Regions from separate parts of the Homo sapiens genome. Here all the other regions are linked to region 4. Evidence: read pairs that join two places in POLR2A ChIA-PET (ENCODE). Cell type or tissue: MCF 10A. All regions are shown on one strand.

What was found. Peaks named below come from ENCODE experiments on the same cell type or tissue, not always from the same donor. Only the 100,000 strongest peaks of a DNase experiment are listed, where the experiment ranks them.
Region 1: POLR2A ChIA-PET joins it to region 4 with 5 read pairs; 1 of 35 experiments calls an interaction of 5 or more read pairs at or near these places.
Region 2: POLR2A ChIA-PET joins it to region 4 with 5 read pairs; 1 of 35 experiments calls an interaction of 5 or more read pairs at or near these places.
Region 3: POLR2A ChIA-PET joins it to region 4 with 5 read pairs; 1 of 35 experiments calls an interaction of 5 or more read pairs at or near these places.

Annotation. Positions count from the first base shown.
Region 1 is chr1:234,184,311-234,188,310 of GRCh38, reverse strand. The region is part of intron 2 of SLC35F3 (solute carrier family 35 member F3); the gene reads right to left. Among named protein-coding and RNA genes, the nearest start is that of SLC35F3-AS1, 87 kb to the left of the region's middle. RefSeq lists an enhancer at 1-58. In MCF 10A, no CTCF peak of the experiment used is centred here; a DNase peak (open chromatin) is centred at 2,100.
Region 2 is chr1:234,238,999-234,242,998 of GRCh38, reverse strand. The region is part of intron 3 of SLC35F3 (solute carrier family 35 member F3); the gene reads right to left. Among named protein-coding and RNA genes, the nearest start is that of SLC35F3-AS1, 32 kb to the left of the region's middle. In MCF 10A, no CTCF peak of the experiment used is centred here; a DNase peak (open chromatin) is centred at 2,108.
Region 3 is chr1:234,138,049-234,142,048 of GRCh38, reverse strand. All of the region lies in intron 2 of SLC35F3 (solute carrier family 35 member F3), which reads right to left. Among named protein-coding and RNA genes, the nearest start is that of SLC35F3-AS1, 130 kb to the left of the region's middle. In MCF 10A, no CTCF peak of the experiment used is centred here; a DNase peak (open chromatin) is centred at 1,888.
Region 4 is chr1:234,355,442-234,359,441 of GRCh38, reverse strand. It overlaps the pseudogene RPS15P2. Among named protein-coding and RNA genes, the nearest start is that of COA6, 16 kb to the left of the region's middle. RefSeq lists enhancers at 2,256-2,305, 2,326-2,435, 2,486-2,585, 2,626-2,745. In MCF 10A, no CTCF peak of the experiment used is centred here; a DNase peak (open chromatin) is centred at 2,481.

The DNA.
Region 1 (4,000 bases), 170 kb after region 4:
ACAGGGCTCAGAACTTGCACCAGGCTACCAGCCTCCAGGCTGAGAAAGCAAGCAGGACTTTTTTTTTTTTTTTGAGGCGGAGTTTCGCTCTTGTTGCCCAGGCTGGAGTGCAGTGGCCCGATCTTGGCTCACCGCAACCTCCGCCTCCCGGGTTCAAGCGATTCTCCTGCCTCAGCCTACCAAGTAGCTGGGATTACAGGCATGTGCCACCATGCCCAGCTAATTTTTTGTATTTTTAGTAGAGACGGGGTTTCACTGTGTTAGCCAGGATGGTCTCGATCTCCTGACTTCGTGATCCGCCCGCCTCGGCCTCCCAAAGTGCTGGGATTACAGGCGTTGAGAAACCGCGCCTGGCCTTTCATGCCTCCCCACCTGTTGAGTCTGCACATCAGATTCATGCCCTACCCGGAGTTCTGGCTAGGAAACTCTGGTTGTAATTGTTACAAAGTTCAGCTGGAGGTTTCCTTCTCCCTGTAGTCTTTTCCCAGTTCCTCTGGCAGCCCTCCCCAGGGACCCCTGTGAGACAAGTCAGAAATGGCTTACATGGGGACCCAGAGAGACTGCAGGGCTTTTCCTGCTGCTTCCTCTACCTCTGTAGTTCACTCAGGTGTCTACATTGTCTCAGCTCAAATCCTTCTCCCATGATCTGGACTTTCAGGTTCCCCAGTGAGGGCACGCGTTCATGGGCGGATGATCCTCCTTTCCCACTTTCACAGTTTGGGCATGCACAGTATTTGGGCTGTCTCCTGGGTCCTGCGGGAGTAATCCGCTTCCTTCAAAGGGTCTGTGGATTCTCTTGGCTTTCCTGGTATATTCCTGCAGTAGTTCTTGGAGCAGAAGTTCACAATGTGACTCCCGACATGCTGCTCTATCCATCCGAGTGAAAGCTGCAATTTAGTCCTGCCTCCTGTCCGCCATTTTCCCCCCTCTCCTTGGAGCTGCTCTTTCATACCTTCTGTGCCTGGGATCCTCTCTTCTTCCCCATTTGAGTCACTTCTTGAACAACTTTGCATTTGTGCAAGTGAGAATGGTGGGTTTTCCATTCGCCTAGGAGGTTGGGAACTTTAGGTATAGTATACAATTTACAAACCGCTGTGTGGTGGTTGGTTGCTTGTTCCTTTCACATCACCTGGGGCTGGCAGGCAGCAGCTGGTATCCCTAAAGAGGTGCAGATGGAAAGCATCAACATTGACAAGAGCCCATCATCAATTTCCCCTTCCTGATAAGGGAGTTTCTCTGTGATTCAGGCCAATTCCCCTGGATCCACAGAGCCAGGAGGTCTGGCTGTGCAAGGGAGGGCAGGAAAAGCTAGAGTACCTGAGATGGGGAAGGAGGAATGAGAGAGACACAGGATGCAGAGCCAGGTTAGAAAGCAAAGAGTGAGAGCACATCAGAACCAACCAAACAACAACAACCAAAAAGGAAGGAGCTCCACAGCCCTGAGCATTTCTGAAGTCTCAGGCTCACTATGGGGCCTCTTCCCATAGTATTCCATCAATATGTCAATAATACCTACCCTGCAGGTTGCTGTGAGGTTTAAAGGAGCTAATGTACATGGGATACCTGGTCCAGCATGTTGACTTTACGGAGTCCCTACAACTACCAGTGTTATTTAAAATAATTATTAAGATGGTGGACCCATGATCAGACCCAAGTTGTGTCAACAGAACAGACTATCTGAGATCCTGATGGCATGTGCTCCCTCTCCACCTACCACTTGACACTTCAGAGTCTCAGGGCACATGTCACATCTCACCTCAAATGAGGTGCCAGGTTGGCCTAGGGCAAGAATTCAGAAGGACTGGGAGGAGAGATCAGGGCTAGGAGACGGCACCCAGCTTGTCTCCTTCTCAGAGCAGAGGGGCAAAGTCAGCCCTTTGCTCAGGGTTTGCTACGCATCCACTGAAATTTGGCATCAGTCCTTCCGCTGAATCTCTGTTTGCTGGCCATGCCTTAAAAAACAAATACTGGTCAGTTGTTAAAGTTCACTTGGTCTTGACAGCCAAAGCCAGGAGCATTTGGCCAACATCATGAGTCTGACTCAGCAGAGCGGAGCCCACTGCATGCTTGAGCAATGCTTTGAAGCAAGTCATATCTCACCTCAAATGAGGTGCCAGGGATATTAATGCAATGAGACTGCTTAGTCAATCTGCGCCCTGCTGGGTGAATCACACTCCAAACACCTGTAGGTAAGAACATTCGCTGCAGCTGAGTATATTGCCAGCAACCCTTCCCTGGTGCCTGTTTCTATCTCTGTTAGTGGGGACCTCCTTAAAATGCTGCCTTCAGACAAACTGTCTACGCGGCACTCAGCCTATGGCAGTCAGTAGGTAAACTAGGAATCTTTTTACAGACAGTGAACGTTAAAACCAGCAGGACATCATGAGTTGCTCAAAGAGAGTGATGATAAAAAAATGGTTAGAATTTGAAACAAAAGGGGACAATCTCTTCTTCATACAGGGATAATAACAGAGCAAACATATTATAAAATCAATGCATTATTGGCACAGACCTGCAATTCAGCGGGTATCCAAATGGTGATGTGATGAATGGTAACACAGCACTGAATATCTTCAGAATCAATACCTTAGGTCCACATTTGAGGACTCCTTAAGTATCCCCTTCCAAGTCCCTGCCATCACCCCTGGGTATTCTGTAAAGCAGAGATGGCTTTTCAGAGTGGCCCCAGGGGAGGAGCAGTCAGCTCAGCATCCAGGACAGAGGTCACTGGAGTGCCCCAGCCATGTGAAGGCAGGCTAGCCAAGGGTTCCACCCCAGAAGAAGCATTAATGCCTTAGGTACTACACAAGCTACTAATTAATGAATAATAAATAGACCTTTTGGAATGGCCTAACTTAAAATTACAAAATGAAATGTATTTGCTAGTCTCCTAGAACATTCACTTTTCTGCAGGGCTGCCTCTTTCTACTCCTCGTAGTGAAGAGTCCAGCAAAGAGCTGAGCAATGCGATTGGCTTCAGACACATTTGGATATTCAGCGATCCTGGGACACATCTCGGGTGTCCCTTCTCACCTCTGGTGATGGTTTTGCCTCCCAAAGTGTCCTCTCCTTCTCCTTGGCTCTAATCCTACCCAACTTCCCAGAACCAGCGTACACCCCCACCCCAGAATGCCTTTCCTGGTCACCCCATCTTGTAGAGCTCCCTCCTCCTTCTGCAAGTATTTGTCTCATAATCATTCCTGTGTCTTTTACTCTCCCTCGATGTATTGTTTAGATTCATAACATTATGATTATGTAGCTTCCCTCCTGTTGCAGGGTTGCTTTTTCGCAGGGACTGTGCCCACCTTGGTGTTCTCCATAGAATGCTTCTCAGATGCAGTGTGTGGTACAAATGCCCAAGATCTTGTTAAAATGCAGTCTGACTCAGTGAGTCTCTCTGGGGGCAGGCCCTGAGATTCTGCATTTCTAATAAGCTGTCAGGTAATGTCAAAGCTGGTCTGTCTAGGGACCACACTTTGAGTACCAAGGGACTATCATATCTAGGACAATGTCACGTGTGTGGTAGATTTTCAATAAATAGTTATTCATCATGGGCTCTTTCACCTATTCTCCACCATGGCCTGCGGAGCTGAGTCCTCAGTTCCCTTTGAGGAACAAATATGTAGAGGCCCTGGAAACTGTGTGCTGGCCTTTGGTCATCCCAGAGCCAGGATGGGCTCCACACTCCTCCCACCTGCTCTGGCCTGCGGCAGCATTCCCACGTTCCTTCTATGAGAAAAACAACATGCATCAGGCACTATGGGACGGCGCTGACAAAAAAGACAAAATGTCAGGTCTCATAGCCTCGAAAATTTCCTGCCCATTAAATAAGCATTCCTTGGGTGGTTTTCTCTATCACTGCTAAATATTAAAGTCATAGGTCTCACAGTGTGTAGGCTCAAAACATGCTTCATTCCAGAAGCCACTGTTTTGTCAACTTTACAAACCACATAAAATAGTTTGAATACTGAAAACATCAAGCTTACACAGAGAAATGATA
Region 2 (4,000 bases), 120 kb after region 4:
AATACTGATAAGCCTGTCTCCATTTTGTTGGTGAAACACTTAAAGTCTTTCTTTGACAAAGTTCTCTTCTGTTTTTCCCTGAGAAACATGTAGCAAAATAATGCTATCTAGTGTTTCTAATGATGTGTTCCTGCAACAAGGGAGCTTTAATATCCAGTGCTTTTAATTTATTTTGTCATAAATTAATAAAGTATATATGATTGAGAGTAACTCATTAAATGTAAGTGTCATAAAATAAGGCACTTAGGTAAGAAAAGCGTGAAATGCTTCTGATGCACTCCTGAATGTTACATTAAGTACATAAATCATCTTTGTTTTCTCTCTGCTCAACAAAGAATCCAGCCTAGGAGGTGTATGTAATTAGTATAGTTGTATTTTAAATGATCCAGGAAGCATATGAATAGAACTTGCCCAAATATCAGAAAAGGGAGATTCCTCTGGCCAATTGGATTTTTTGTCTTTTTTAACGAACTCAGCTAGACAGTATGAGGTGTGGCCACAAAAACCAATACGCACTTTAAATAATTAAGAGCTTTCCGAGAACAAGTTCACCAGCTGAAAGACACAGTGAACCCACTCACAGCTGGAACCTCTCTTTGAATGGGATGACCCAGGCTGGAAAACGCATCAGAGGAAGTTTCCTAGGGACCCTCCTTGTGGAGCCCCCTTCTCTTTCAGGACCAGATCTAGAGCAGGCTGGGAAGCGGGTGGAAGGGAGGCCTGGCCCAAGATGGGGTAGGCATGTGGCCCCATCTGTTCTGGTTCATGCTTGAAGTAGACACAGCTGCATTCTGGTGAACTGGAGGCTGACTTATGGAGCACTTAGCACAGACACTGGCTATCCAAAAGCATGTGATTTGATTTTGGTTTAAAAATCCAGCATAGCAATTTCCCACGATTCCTGTTCCCACTGGCTCCTGTTTCATTAGCCAAGCAAAGCTTATGTGGAATGTGATATCACAAAATAATATGGGAGAGAATGCCAGTGCCAAAAAGCCTTTACCCTGTGGCTCAATTAGAAATGGATTATTACCCAAAGAAATATGGCATGTGCAGAAAGGCCATCAAGGAAGACTGGATGATGAACAGCAATAATAATCACCACTCGGGTAATCATTGACCAGCAGCAGGGGTACCAGTGACCACTGTTACTGCAGCACTGACCCAGGGCCATGTTCCAGGCGAGCTGATTTGCACCCCAAACCTTGTAGCCCACCGTGTAAACAGGCATTATTGTCTCCATTTTTTTTTTTTTTTTTTTTTGAGACAGAGTGTCACTCTTGTTGCCCAGGCTGGAGTGCAATGGTACAATCTCAGCTCACTGCAACCTCCACCTTCCGGATTCAAGCAATTCTCCTGCCTCAGCCTCACAAGTAGCTGGGATTACAGGCATGTGCTACCATGCCCAGCTAATTTTGTATTTTTAGTAGAAATGGGGTTTTGCCATGTTGGTCAGGCTGGTCTTGAACTCCTGACTTCAGGTGATCCACCCGCCTCTGCCTCCCAAGTGCTGGGGTTACTGAAGTGAGCCACCGCGGCTGTCCTGGATCCATTTTTAAATATGAGAAAACGGAAGCTGCAGGAGCCCTTACAAATAACTTACCCAAAGTCATGTGGGGTGTAAACAGTGGATCTGAGAACTGGAACAAGCCTGAGTCAAAGCTCAGGTCCCTTCCCTCCACACGTGGTCTCATTCCTTTCTATATCCCTGGAGCCTCCTGTGCGTACAACACTTGTATGTACCCCTGTGCCGCATGTGGCAGGAAAGTGGGTTAGTTATTTGGGAAGCCCGTATAATGTCTGTTTCTATGAAGGGCAGGGTGGTCGTTCCAATTTAGCTAGGATTTGTATACAATAAAGGCAAAAGGGGTGCCAGCAGAAAAGAAAAGAAAGAAAAGAAACACATCTGCTTTAGCTTCTGTATGGCACTAGCATGTTTTCTCCTTTTTGCTTTTAAGCTTTAGAAAAATAAAAAGCATCAAGAGCTTGACAGGACATTGCTTTCTAGACAAATGGATCACCTCACATTTCCATCTGGCTTTCAGCTCATATCCTGGAAGGTCATGACAATGATAAGTTCCACATCAGTTCTCTGCCCCTCCTGTCAGGACTTGTCTCAAAGTTCATCTCTGCCAAGAAAGGCTCCTTCCTCCTGCAACAGCCTAAAACAATGACAGGGCACAATGCTGTCCTTCTTGCTGTGGGCTCCAAATCAGCTACCTGGTTAATCTGAACTGAATCTTCATAAGGAGGAAGACTCAGTTACCTGGGGTTCTACTATGTTATCATCATCATCATTATTATTTTATGACCTCATGATCATCATCATCATTTTAGGACCTCCTCCTTGTCATTTTATATATATACATATTTGGCTTTTTTATTTTTTTTTTTCAGAGAGGGTCTCACTCTGTCACCCAGGCTGGAGTGCAGCGGCATGATCTTGGCTCACTGCAACCTCTGCCTCCTGGATTCAAGTGATTCTCCTATCTCAGCCTCCCAAGTAGCTGGGACTACAGGGACGTGCCACCATGTCCAGCTAATTTTTGTATTTTCTGTAGAGATGGGGTTTTGTCATGTTGGCCAGGCTGGTCTTGAACTCCTGGACTCAAGTGATCCACCCGACTCAGCCTCCCAAAATGCTGGGACTACAGGCATATGCCACCACGTCCAGCTAATTTTTGTGTTTTCAGTAGAGACGGGGTTTCGTCATGTTGGCCAGGCTGGTCTCGAACTCCTGGGCTCAAGTGATCCGCCCGACTCAGCCTCCCAAAATGCTGGGATTACAGGCATGAGCCACCATGCCCAGCCCTCCCCCTCATCATTTTATGACCTCATAATCATTATCATTATCAGCATCATTTTATGACATCATCATCATCACTTTATGATTTAGAGAGAGCAGTAGGCATGGTTTGAATGAGTTTTGGTATCCACGTTAGGAGTCAATCAAAGATGGTTAGGAAATCCCTGGACCAAGAACAGTTTAGAACTTTTTACACACCATCGTGTTTAATTTTGTTCATTTCAAACACGATCTACACAGAAGCTGTGGGAGCCCACAGGAGGGACACTCAATCCCACAGTGACCTTTGGAAGTGGGAATTAAAGTCTCCATTTTTTTCAAGTAAGAGCTGAGACTAAGAGCTTTCAGTTGACTTACCTATGACCATGTTGCCAAATAAAGGAAGAGATGAGTTTCCTGCCCAAACTATCTAATGGCAAGCATATGTTCTTATCATCTATCACAATGTCCCAGCATGGGCTAGTAGCACTCCTACCTCTGTTGCTCCAACCTGCCCAGGCACCGCCTCCAGGTTCCTTCCTATAAGGACAGATAGCGCTGACCCACTTCTTTCCTAGTAGTATTTCTGGAGAGGTCTGAGGCTGCAGAGCACAGGGCTCTCTTGCCCTTTCTCTGAGCATCTCTGGACTCATTGATAATATGAATAAGTTGGATCAGAGAATCCTCAAAGTCCTTTTTTGATCTTTCCAGGTCTCTGTGCAGATGATCCTTTGCTAAATGTGGTGAGATTTTTAAGTTTCAATGTGCCTATCGGCTGGCTTACTAGTCTTGACTCGATGAAAAACCACATGGAAAGTAAGAAATGGCTCCACATTTCTTACATTGGGATAGGATGGGGTGGTGCCTGAGCATACTGGTTACATCCTGCAAATCCGTACACACTTGTGACTTTTGTATGCCGCCTACATGGGCCCTCCTTCTCATCTGACCCGCACAAAGATTAACTGATCCTCAAAATCCACCAGTTGAAGGATGCTCCTCTGGGAGACCATCCTTCATTGCTTCCCACCTTTGATTTCACTGTCACATCTATCTTGCAAATATTCACAGGGACCATGGCACTTAAGCTAAAAATGTTACCAAATCCCTTGTTGATAATTCCAGCCTCAGGTATCATGACCGCATAAAAGTCATAATTACACTCATATGGCAGTTATTTAAATGGCTGTTATTCTTCAAACCCGCACCTTAAAC
Region 3 (4,000 bases), 220 kb after region 4:
AGGGGCTACCATCTACCAGGCAGAGGGGGAGACAGTGGTGAAGAAGAGAGATGCACGCTTCGCTGCATCTAATGGGGGACAAAGGATAATTACAATACAGTGAAATAAGTGATATGTCAGTAAGGCACTTTGGGTGCTCTCAGTGGATGGCATGAGTGAGGAGGGCTGGCTGCCTTGAGGAAAAGATCCTAGGATGAGTAGGTGTTATCTAAGCAAAAGAGTTAGGGCTAAGGGCATACAGAAGGAGCCAGAGGAGTATTTTAGGCAAAAGGTTTAACATGGGCAAAGGTGTGGGAGGTAGAGAGGACTTAGCAAGTGGTCCGATGGGCAGAACTCTGATGTGAGCTGAAGCGAGTTCTCCAAAGATAAGCTAACATGGTGGGCTGAGTAGACCAGGAGGCCTTTGTGAAGTAGCTTGGAATTTCTCTGAAAAGGCAATGTAAAGCCACCGTTAGGAGGATAGATATCAGACTAAGTGTTCTTAGCACAAAACAAAATGCGCAAAAGAACACAAGGAAATTTTTGGAGGTGGTGGACATGTTTAGTACCTTGATTGTGGTGATGTCTACATACAGGTGTATGTATATATCCAAACTCATCAAGAAGTATGTACGAAATATGTGAAACTTTTTGTATACCAATTAACCCTTAGTAAAGTTTTAAAAAAGGGGGAGAAAGGGGAGTTGTTCACCATGCAGGACCTGTGAGGGGCAGGGTCTAGGGCCCGGGTCTCCACATGCACCATGTAGAGCTGGAGCCATACTGAACATTCCAAGAAGCTATTGAAAGGACATGACTCATTAGCTTATAAAACTCCCTAATTATCCCAAGTTTTACTTTTTCACTTATCATAGACCTTCTTATGGTAATATATTACCCAATAAAAATGCCAGGGAGGACACCATCTGCATGTCAAACAAGAAGAGGCTGACTGTCATTCTGCAGGGCCCATCCTCAGTGACTGCTTTGAAAAATGATCTTTGTTCCACTACATGGTCGCTCCATAATTAGATTGATACCCTGTGGAAAATGCCTAATGATAAATGTAATCTAGTCCAATTAACAGCTGCCATGACCCTTGTCATTCTTCTCTCTTTGAAATTTTCAAGCATACACATCAAGGATTCTATAAGTAAACCCTTTTGCCAACCCAGGAGAATGGTGACTCCTTGGCAACTTGAGGCTTAAATTGAATTTCATTTGGGCAAAATTTACCAGGGTAGGCCTGTGAGATAAACAGGGTCAGCCTCTTTTTATTTTTTAAATGAGCAAGGAGGTTCCGTAGCTTGCCTTGAACCTGACTTCGAGATATACAAAGGAGGGGTGAGTAAGACAATACATCGCATAGTTTCCATTGCCGAATTTTTATTATGAGCATCCCCCTGAGTGTTCGTCTGCCGTTTCTGAACTTTTGTGTGATTTACCGAAGCCTAAGCGTCTAGATTGAATGGGGAGAAGCAGATCAGAGGATATCATTCCACTACAGTAGACACCCTTATCTATGGGGATATGTTCCAAGACCCCCCACTGGATGGGTGAAACTGGCCAGTACCGAATCCTGCAACTACTATGTTTTTTTCCCACATACATACTTACCTATAATAAAGTTTAATTTATTCACTAGGCACAGAGAGAGATTAACAAGAACTAATAGTAAAATAGAACAAATATAATAATATCCTATAATAAAATTTATGTGAATATATTCTCTCTCTCAAAATATCTAATTGTACTGTACTCACCCTTCTTCCATGTGATGATGCGAGATGATTAAATGCCTGCGTGATGAGATGAAATGAGATGAGATAAATAACATAGGCATTGTGACGTAAATGGAAAAATTCCAGAAACGGCTCATAGGTTTAAAATTGTGCTCTGTTCTGAGTAGTGCGAGAGGATCTCTGCCATCCTGCCCAGGATGTGAATCACCCCTTTGTCCGGCATATCCATGTTGTATACACTACCTGCCCATTAGTCACTTAGTAGCCAGATCTGCTATCAGATAGACAGTTGCAGTATCTCAGTACTTGTGTTCAAGTCACTTACTTTATTTTATTTTATTTTATTTTATTTTATTTTATTTTATTTTATTTTATTATTTTGAGATGGAGTCTCGCTCTGTTGCCAGGCTGGAGTGCAGGGGCACCATCTCGGCTCACTGCAACCTCTGCCTCCCGGGTTCAAGCGATTCTCCTGCCTCAGCCTCCTGAGTAGTTGGGACTACAGGCGTGTGCCACCATGCCTGGCTAATTTTTGTATTTTTAGTAGAGACGGGGTTTCACCATGTTGGCCAGGATGGTCTCAAACTCCTGACCTCATGATCCGCCCACCTCGGCCTCCCAAAGTGCTGGGATTACAGGTGTGAGACACCGCACCGGGCCAAGTCACCCTTATTTTACAAGACTAGTGATGTCATATTGTCTGACCGCACTTGACCACGGGCAACTTGACCATGGAAAGTGAAACCAAGGATAAGTGGGGACGACTGTATTCTTTTTTACGCATGGGAAAGGAACAATTTTATGTAAAAGGACGATATAAAAACTATAAGTGTGTCCCATATTACATTTTCATAGACTATTGTAGAGTGCCTTTACTTAGAGGATTTTTAAAAAGTATAATGTGTCTATCTTTTTGGGATCTACAGTATTATTTCAGGAAGAAGTGGAGCTACAATTTGCGTTGTCCATTTGAGCCTTCTACACCTATCCCACCATGTCCTGGAAGAGATATCAGTGATAACATACTACATTTCTTAAACATTTTTTCCTAATGTCTCAAGAAAGGAACAACTACATGCAACTACATCTAATAATAAAGTAATAGAGTTTAGTCTTGTGACCACCAACTTTTACCCACCTTAGAAGAAATGGCCACTTTGGGAATCATATAGGGTTGTTAGAAGGACATAAAGAGGTTGTCTTCCTCAGTCTGTCTGACCTCAGTGCCACTTTGCCTAAACAAAAGTCAACAGTAGCCACAGTCAAGAGGTACTGTATATAAGTGCTTACTGTACAAATAGTCACTACCAAAAATGCTTTGCAAAACTCTTTAATCCTCACAACAGCCTCAAGAAACAAGTAGCATCACACCAGAAAGATGACAAAACTGAGATGAAGACGGAGAAGAGTAGGATTTGTTTGGCTTGAGTCAAGGCTCTTAAACAATGGCTATATTCTTTCTTCCAAAGCAACAAGGCCAGGGGCAGTGGCTCTCGCCTGTATAATTCCAACACTTTGGGAGGCTGAGGAGGAAGAATCACTTGATGCCAGGAGTTCAAGACCAGCCTGTGCAGCATAGTGACACCCATCTCTATAAAAGTAAAAATAAAAAATTAGCTAAGCATGGTGGCGCACACCTATAATCACAGCTACTTGGAAGGCTGAGGTGGGAGGATCATTTGTGCACAGGAGGTCAAGGCTGCCGTGAGCTATGACTGCACTCCAGCCTGGATGACAGAGCAAGACTCTGTCTGTAAAACAAAAACAAGTTCACTTCTTGATTCTGTGTGTTTTGGTATAAACTCTCCCTGCCAAATCCACATAAATTGAAACTGTGCCCTCAGCACCTCTTCTCTTGGTCCTTCTCAGTGAGGAAGAGGAAAAGCTGGTCTTGAGTGTGCATATATTTACCCCTTCTTTGCTGGAAGGTATCTGAGAACCATTGACCCTCCTCCTCCTCTGCCAGAATGGGCTGGTGGAAACCGAGAAGCCCCAGTATTAACTGAAGATCCATTGAAAGGGAAAGTAATGTAGTTTCAGGTGTATTGTCTTATTTAATCCTCACCACAACTTCTGAGATAAGTATTATAGAGATACAGCCATACAAAATTGACAATATGCAATTTATTTTAACCTACAAAAGTGGCAATGTTATATAGTGTAACCTAAAGTTGTTTTTAAGATAGATGTTGAAACTGAACTTCAGGTCTGACTCCAAAGTACACAGACATGGTATTACTCCTGCTTACTGTGAAGAATATCTAAGCAGCAAATGCTTC
Region 4 (4,000 bases):
ATTTTGGTTTGGCCACGAACAGAGGACTTCACATATATCATTTATTTATTTGTTTCATGAATACTTTTAAGAATGCAGTCTGCATAATGGAAACAGTTCCTGCCTTTAAGAGACTTGGAAGTTAATAAGAGGACTGACCAAGGTCACCAAGACATCCAATATGAGGCAGTGGTGTGAGATAGGTGGCACTCGAGGGCAGACTTGGTGCTTATTTGATTTTGGGGGACTGGGAACTTCTTCATGAAGGAAGTAACTTTTGAGTTGAGCCAAACAGGATGAATAGGATGTTCAGAAACAGGTGGGAGACAGGCCGGCACCATCTTAGCCTGTTCAGGCTGCAGTAACAATACCATAAACTGTGATATGATTTGGCTCTGTGTCTCCACCCAAATCTCCTGTTGAATTGTGATCTGAACGTTGGAGGTGGGGCCTGGTGGGAGATGATTGGATCGATGGTTTCTTATGATTTAGCACCATCTCCCTAGTGCTATCTTGTGGCAGAGTTCTCACAAGATCTGGTTATTTAAAAGTGTGCAGCACTTCCCCCTTTACTCTTTCTCTCTCTCCTGCCACCACCTGAAAACACGCTTGCTTCCCTTTTGCCTTCTGCCACGACTGTAAGTTTCCTGAGGCCTCCCTAGTCATGCCTCCTGTACAGCCTGTGGAACTGTGAGTCAATTAAACCTTTCTTTCTTTATAAATTACCCAGTCTTAGGTAGTTCTTAATAGCAGTGTAGGAAAGACTAATACAAACTGGGTGGCTTATAAAAAATCAAAAATTATTTCTCAGAGTTCTGGAGGCTGGTAAGTCCAAGGTCAAGGAGCTGGCAGATTTGGTGTCTGTTGAGAGCCTGCTTCCTGGTTCCTGTGTCCTCAGAAGGTGGAAGAGGCAAGGGAGCTCTCTGGGGTCTCCTGTATAAGGGCACGAATTCCATACATGAGGACTCCACCCTCATGAACTAATTATCTCCCAAAGGCTTTACCTCCAATCCAAATGCCCTCACATTGGGGATTACATTGGGCATATGAATTTGGGGTTGGGGAACACAAACATTCAGTCTATAGCAAGAAGAAACAGGTAGTACGGTAGGGGCAAGATCTGGGAACAAGAAGAAGCTCAGATAAAGAGATGGGCATCTGTAGGGTAGTGGTGGGAGATACCAAAAAAATCCAGACAAGGTTCTAATGTAGAGGGTACTCAATGCCATGCTGAGACATGAGGGCATTCAGTGGTCAGCAACAGAAAGCCACTGAAAGTAATTAAGCAGGAGAATAACATGCTTAAATATCTTGTTTATTATAGCCCATCATCTCAGTCTGAGCTCCTTTTGATCTTGAGTCTGTCATTCAAACTATGGAATTATCTCTTCTAGCACTGCCACCCCCTGCAGGTTTGATAGACATCTTCAATTATGCTTTTCTAACTAGACTATCAAAGCATACAAAATTCATAGCCCTCATCATATCCCTAACAGTGACTTCCCTCCAGGTTGGTGATTATTAAGAATCTTTGGGCTATGCTTATCTAACCACAGAACTCCCATGTATAATGGCATCCAGTCCATAGTTTTCAATGATAGTAGCAGATATTATTGATTACTTACTATGTAGTCAGTACACATGATTTACATTCATTATCTTATTTAAACCTTTCACCAAGCCTCAGGGATGAGGCTCTTGACACTTACTGTGAGTTCCTTGAAATTGCAGTGACTTTCCTGTCCCAGACATTTGAATCATCATTCTATGTTTTGAAGCTTGATTGAAAACTAAATACATTATGAATTTTATCAAATAAATCCTTCATAAAACCTTCAGGTATTTGTACCCCCTTTAATATCCACTTGGTTAGTAGGAAGAGTTGTAGAATTCACAAGCTCAATTAGAGACTTCATTTTTTGCTTGTGTTTTTTGAGGTTATATGAAACGTTTTAAATGTGACCTGGGAGAAGAGTGAAATAGAGTTTTAACTTAACCAGGATGCATGATTTTAAAAATCGAAGTAGGCCTGAATTTCCTGAAAATTTTAAAATAATCTAGTAGTGCCAGCATGAACCTTAGTCACTTAGGCAATAGAGAAGGTTTTCATGGAAATCCATTGGTCTGTTTTAAATAAATACCTTGAATATTAATAGTATAAAAGAGCATTATCTAAGTAATACTGAAGCTTATTATCAGCTGAAACTTTCTTGATCATGATGGTTAGCCATTTACGCTCACATCTGTTAACAATGGTGATTGCTTTCATCAGGAAAACAACCTTTAGATATGCAAATAGCTCTTTCTGAGGATCCGGCAAGATGGCAGAAGTAGAGCAGAAGAAGAAGCGGACCTTCCGCAAGTTCACCTACCGCGGCGTGGACCTGGACCAGCTGCTGGACATGTCCTACGAACAGCTGATGCAGCTGTACAGTGCGCGCCAGCGGCGGCGGCTGAACCGGGGCCTGCGGCGGAAGCGGCACTACCTGCTGAAGCGCCTGCGCAAGGCCAAGAAGGAGGCGCCGCCCATGGAGAAGCCGGAAGTGGTGAAGACGCACCTGAGGGACGTGATCATCCTGCCCGAGGTGGTGGGCAGCATGGTGGGCGTCCACAACGGCAAGACCTTCAACCAGGTGGAGGTCAAGCCCGAGATGATTGGCCACTACCTGGGCGAGTTCTCCATCACCTACAAGCCCGTAAAGCAATGCCGGTCCGGCATCGGCGCCACCCACTCCTTCTGCTTCATCCCTCTCAAGTAGTGGCTCAGCTAATAAAGGCGCACATGGTTCCAAAAAAAAAAAAAAAAAGATATGCAAATAAGTGTGGTAGCTAATATTCTGTCTCCTTTCCTTCACACCTCATAGATTTTCAATCCCCAGATGTATTTTCATCTTTAGAGAAATCAAAGGTGTGTTTCCTAATTATGTTATACTTTTGCATTAAGTTTAATGAGTTAAATTATAAAACTTTTTCCATTTATACCAGTGGGGTTAGTAAATGGGCCTCTGGCTAGGGGCTATTATAGCCCCTAGGCTATTATCTCATGATCTTCCAAGTACCAGAGATGGGTAGTGTAATGAAGGGCCTGGGGTCTGGTTCAGGACATGCTTTCTATTTTACTGAAGAGTTCTCAGAACAGAGTGTGCTCTGCTTTCTCTGGTTGCTCTGGGGATTTCTGTTCACTAAAATTGTTGCCTAACATTACACTAATGACTGTTCCTTAAGAGCTGATTCTTAAGAAGGTAGGGCATGACCTATAGATTTCCTCGCAGACTTGGTACAATTCACAGGAAATAAACATAGAGAGGTGAATTACTTGTCAAAAATTACATTGCTACTAAATGGCAGATCCAGGATTTGAACCCCTAAGGTCTATTATAGAAAATGTGATATATTATCTTGTGTGGTACTCTGGGGAGAGGCCATGTTTACTTGGTAGGGACTTTGTCTCTTCTGTTTGGCCTTCGATTTCCTATCTAAAGTAAATGTGCTCTAAGTGTCAGCAAAGATAATCGGGCTTAATGGTGGAGCAGAAAGTTGGCCAAATATAGCAAATGTCATTATATGAAGGAAGAGCTCATTAAGTCTCACTCAGCTATCTTTCAATAGGCAGAGGGCTTTTGGAAAGAAGGCCACCTTGTTTGGAATTAAGTTTTATTTTTATCATAGTAGTCTATGTATAAAGTTTATTTCATTTTTTATTTCTTTATTATTTTATTTTTATTTATTTTTTGAGACAGAGTCTCGCTCTGTCTCCCATGCTAGAGTGCAGTGGTGCAATTTTGGCTCACTGCAACCTCCATATCTGGGGTTCAAGCAATTCTCATGCCTCAGCCTCCTGAGTAGCTGGGACTATGGGCATGCACCACCACGCCTAGCTAATGTTTGTATTTTTAATAGAGATGGGGTTTTGCCATGTTGGCCAGGCTGGTCTCGAACTCCTGGACTCAAGTGATCTGCCTGCCTCAGCCTCCCTAATGTCGGGATTACAGGCATGAGCCACCACGCCTGGCCACAAAGT